Linked DNA regions of Homo sapiens: region 1 is linked to region 2. Evidence: chromatin loops called from intact Hi-C (ENCODE). Cell type or tissue: gastrocnemius medialis. All regions are shown on one strand.

Evidence for each region. A loop is a pair of places that touch in the nucleus more often than their neighbours do. Peaks named below come from ENCODE experiments on the same cell type or tissue, not always from the same donor. Only the 100,000 strongest peaks of a DNase experiment are listed, where the experiment ranks them.
Region 1: it touches region 2 in a loop (4-fold over the local background); 12 of 110 quality-filtered maps call a loop at or near these places.

The regions. Positions count from the first base shown.
Region 1 is chr3:24,686,516-24,689,015 of GRCh38, reverse strand. No RefSeq gene overlaps it. Among named protein-coding and RNA genes, the nearest start is that of THRB, 190 kb to the right of the region's middle. In gastrocnemius medialis, no CTCF peak of the experiment used is centred here; a DNase peak (open chromatin) is centred at 1,221; H3K27ac peaks cover 501 bases.
Region 2 is chr3:24,520,592-24,523,091 of GRCh38, reverse strand. LOC107986011 (a long non-coding RNA gene) reads left to right here and starts at 698. Exons shown (of 2, transcript XR_001740424.2): 1 at 698-778. In gastrocnemius medialis, a CTCF peak has its summit at 1,470; a DNase peak (open chromatin) is centred at 1,641; H3K4me3 peaks cover 1,353 bases; H3K27ac peaks cover 1,287 bases.

The sequences.
Region 1 (2,500 bases), 170 kb before region 2:
GCAAGCTTTTATTGAGCATACTACGTATGCATAGAGCTATGCTTGGTGCTGGTGAATCAGCAGCAAACAAGGATAGCAGAGCCTCCCTGCCCTCCTCAAAGGGCTCACATTCCAGAGGAGGGGAGAGCCCTTACATATCTAAACAATAGAAACTACAAAACAGTAATTATAAAATCACAGAAATTTTTAAATTATAGTTCTTACAAAATTGAAATCAGTGCTGTGAGGGAAAAAGATTTCTGAGATTAAAAAAATAATAATGGTGAGAGACTTACTTTAGACAGGGTGACTTTAAGTCAAGGTTTTACAGGTAAATATAAGCAAGACTTGTGAAGAACAAAAGGATGACTTCTAGTCCCCTGTAGATTGTTTCAAAAAGCTGGAAGAGGTGAATCACTCCTCGTGCCCTGCCCCTCATTTAGCTGTATCCATCATATTATGTTTAACCAAAGTATGTTGCTTTTCTATTTCAGGTATGTGAAATTCTCCAGACAATACTTCCTCCAAATGAAATGATTGTTAAGTTCTTTCTCCAGATATTCTCAACAATTATCATTCTGTAAATTTGTTCTAAATAAAACGTCCAGATTATGATGCATTTTAAAGGGGGTTATCGGTAGTATTTAGAGGACGAAGAAATAAATTTGGCAAAGAATTAGGAAGGAAAAAAGATCACTGAACAGCAATAATTCAATACTTTCACTTGAGAGGCAAGTAAAATAGAAATACAGAGAGAGGCGTGACATCAACCCTAATGTTGTACAGGGTCAGAGGGGGTAAACATCACTCTCACAAACATTCATGAGACAATTTAGTTGGAGTGAAACCTAAAAGGAAAGCCAAAGTCACAAAATGGTAACAGACACTTTGATAGAGCTTATGTGGAAGTGCAAAAACATGGTCCCACTGATTTTGTTTTGAAAGGTAGAAGCATAGGAGTTATGTCTGAGATTATTATGGGCTTATAAGATACAAATATTCTTACTGCCAGCATTAGCCCTCCCTGGATCCTTCACCAACCTTTTAAGTAGTAATCCTGTCCAGTAACCCTTCCAAATTCTCTCTGGGCAAAATGCTGAGGAGAGCAGCTCTTGCTTGGGATTTCTTTCAAGATTGCAGTTGGTTATCTGCAGCAGCTGCAGTCATTTAGGCTCAGCTGAGCTGGCCATGGACAATGCTTCGCTCACACGGCTTGGAGTCTGTGCTGACTATTGGCTGGGTACGAAGCTGGGCAGTCAACTCGAGTGGCTACACGTGTGCTCTCGGTGTGGCGTCAGTGTGGTTACACATCTTACATGGCACCTGGCTACCAAAGTTTTTTGAGTTTCTAGATCTATGGCAATAAAACCCAAATATCCATAAGCAGAAGATGACTTTGGTTTAAGGGTGGGTTGGGAATGAATGCAATCCTACCTTAAATGCCGAATTCTGCAGAGGATATAAGCTGCAGAATCAAGGTAGGTGCATTTTCTAGAAAGTACATGATAACCCACCTTCTCTAAGGTTTCCAAATACCTGAACTAGGAAACACAAGATTCATATTCATATTAAGAGGAAAAATAGATAGTTATGCCTACTTGTTTGACTAGAAAGGCTTTTACGTGTCAATAAAATGCTGGTTTTCAACATTATGTGGCATGCAGGCCCATAAAGAACAGTTGCTGAAAGTCTTTGCACATTCAGATAAAAATAAAACTGCTGAACAAAAGCTATATTGTACATAGACCTAAACTTGAGTAGCTACAGAGTGTTTTATATGAGTGTTTTTAGCGATATACTCTGAGAATATACCTAACTCTGGTTCAGTGCTTATTGAAGTGCCAGAAGTGTTTATGAGCAAATGTATTTGACTGAGCTACATGCATTCTGTTAAGGATGACTTTATACATTCAAGTGCATGGATTTCACATCTAAAAGCCAAAGTTATCTGCTGATAAACAACAAGCTTATCAGAAAGTGGGCAAGTGATTTAATGTTTCACTTTTAAAAACATAATTTCTGAATGTGGTAGCAAAACCACTTGTGGAAACCAAAACCACAGTAAGTTTTGGGGAAGGAGTGAGTCACAGCATCACACTGTCCCTGATCTCACTCCACAGCCTAGAAACGTGGAAAATTCTTACTTAAAATTGTTCTGGCCACAAGATGAAAAGGCAATTGTAGAAAGCAAAACTAAAAATACATAAAAATACCATATGTACAATACCAATTATCTGCAGGGCCGCTGGCCACTCTGGGCTCCTGGAGTCCTGCATGCTCCCTGTCCTGTGGCTCCAGGATGATCCACCCAACCTATGCCCCAGCCTGAAGACCTCCACACAATCCAGGAGCTGCAATGCCTTGGGAATTAATCAGGTAGTTAGCTGGAGATTTCTGAATCTAGCAGTGTGTAGACAAAGACATCAAATCACCCTCTGCTATAGATTGAATGTTTATGTCCCCTTAATTCATATGCTGCAATCATAACTTCCAAGATGATGGTATGAGGAGATGGGGACTT
Region 2 (2,500 bases):
GGTCACTTGACTAGCAAATTAGTGGCAGAGCAAATTTGCTAAGGTCAGTTCACTACCCTTCTTTTTATATTGCTATTACTATAGTTTCTGGACAGTGCTTCAACACTTCCCATTTTGTCTTTTATTGACTTTTTGTAAAAAACTTATAATTAAGGGGAAATTCTGAGTATATGATACACGTGTTTCTTTGACCAAGTAAAAATAGGACCAAGTAAAGGAAATGGGTAAAAATCGAAGAGATGCAGTATTGGCGAAATCTTTATTTTCCCCCCCCCAGGGCAAGCAATGTTTATGGATTGCTAGTCTTGGAACATGACTGCGAGCTGCTGCTTCTGTGGCCCCCCACTTTCTGCAGTTTCCTTCCTTTTTAGTCCTTGGTGTTTCCAGAAGTTATCACCACCTGCCCAGATGAAAATTAAAATCACTTCAGGACACTCAAAATAGGATGTCTTCCTCTGTGAAATGATCGAGAAATTCAACGGCCATTTGGTGATGCCGTCACAATTAAATCTCACAGCAGAACCCACTATCCTTTTGGACAATCTGACCTTTGTACTATCCTCTCACTCAGACCCCAGGAAAGGGGAGGATTTACCAGCCCTGTGGGTGGGGGTGGAACCTGGGATGTGCTGCTGTTACGGACCCTGGGCTCAGCAACCTACCCTCCACTTCCCTTCCCCCCACGCCTCCGCCCAACACACACGCACACACAGTCCAGCCTCCCACCGGACACCTAACCTCAGTCCCCCCTGCAGCGCCAGGAGGAATAAGTCAGGAGGTAAGAGCCCGCCCACCGTGGAGCCTGTAAGGCTCTGGTCGCCCCCTCCAGCGCTGGGCAGTGCAAAGGTCTGGTGACTGCGGGGGTCTTGGGGACAGGAGCCGCTAGCCAGCCGGGCCGGGCACGCCACTGGTGAGGTTAGGCCTATTGAAAATATCAAATCGCCTGCGCCAGGATAGACGCCACACATGCATTCAATGTCAAGGGCATTGGAGCAAAACTTGGAGACGCAGGACTCGGAGTGTCTCTTCCCTCAGTGCCGGGTCTGAGCTCGCGGGGGAATCTCCTACTCTCTTCCCGACCAGGCGCGGGCCTCGTGGGGCCCCCACTCTGTCGACCTCGGTCTCACCCGCTCCTCGCCCGCCCGCTCAAGGTCCCCCGGGCCCGCCGCCTGCGGCCCGCCCTTCCTCCGCCGCCGGGTCACTCCGGGACAGGCGCCCTACCCCCGCTCTCCCCGCGGCGGGAGCCCAAGGCTCCAGCGGCTGCGGCGGCGGAGCCCCGTGCCAGTGCCGGGCTTTGAACTCCCGCGCGACACTGGGACCCATCCCCAACCCCCAACCCTCGCGTCCCGGCTCCGGGCTCCCGGCGACCGGCGGCCGCGACCACGGTGGACCCGGGGCTCGGTGAAGCCCCTGGCTGTGCCCCGGGTGGCCGAGTAAAGGGCGCCACGGTGAGGAGACGGACGGCCGGCGCCCACGGCTTGGAGGGGCTGCCTTAGGCTGCAGGACTGAGACTCGAGCTGCTCGCTCGGGCTTTACACCTTCGGTGTTTCTTGCTCTGAAGCTCCCTGAGCCCGGCCCTGGCTCTACGAGCCGGCTGAGAGCGCTGGGCGGCCCCTTCCGGGTCTCGGGACTCGAGTCCCCTCCGCTGCGCGTTAGGCAGCCCGGTGAGCGCTCGCTGGCCTGGCAGTGCGTCGGAAGAACAGGGCGGGTGGGGCCGCGCACATCTCTGCAAGAGTGAGCTCCTAACTCTGGGGCTCCAAGCTCCCAGCAAGTCTTATTTAATGGAAATGTTACTGAGACTGGCTACACTGTCCTGGGGAAAACCCCATGCAATTGTTGTAATGTATATTTCATTGCAGTATCAAAGGTGCCTGGTGCACAGCTAGATGCTTGTTCACGAACTTCACACACCTGTTTAACTAGCAGTCACACCAAGCAACAGAACATGACCTGCACTCTCAATGCCCCCTCAGCTCTTTCCACCAATCGGGGCAATCCCTACCCTGCCTTCCAACACCAGGACTAGTTTTGCCTGTTTTTGTACTTTATGTAAATAGAATCATAGAGAATGTGCTCTTTTGTGTCTGGTTTGTTTTCACTCAATAGCATGTTAGTGAGATTCATCCATGCTTTTGCCTATGGTTGAAGATGGTTGTTTCTCATTGCTGTACACAGTATTTCTTTGTATGAATATACTACAATTAGCTTATTCATTCTATTTTAATGAAGATATAGGTAGCTTCCAGTTTTGTGGTTGTTACAAAAAATGCTACTGTGAACATTCTGGTACATGCCTTTTGGTGGGCATTTTTGCATTTCTGTGGATAAATGACTAGGAATGGAATTGCTGAATCTTAAGAAGGCATTTGCTCAGCTTTGGTAGACATGGCCAACAGGTTTCCAAACGACTGCACCTGCTTACCACTTATCAACAATGTATTCGAATCCAGTGACTCCAAGACCAAGTATTGATTGAGGACCTACTGTGTAGCTGGGAAAG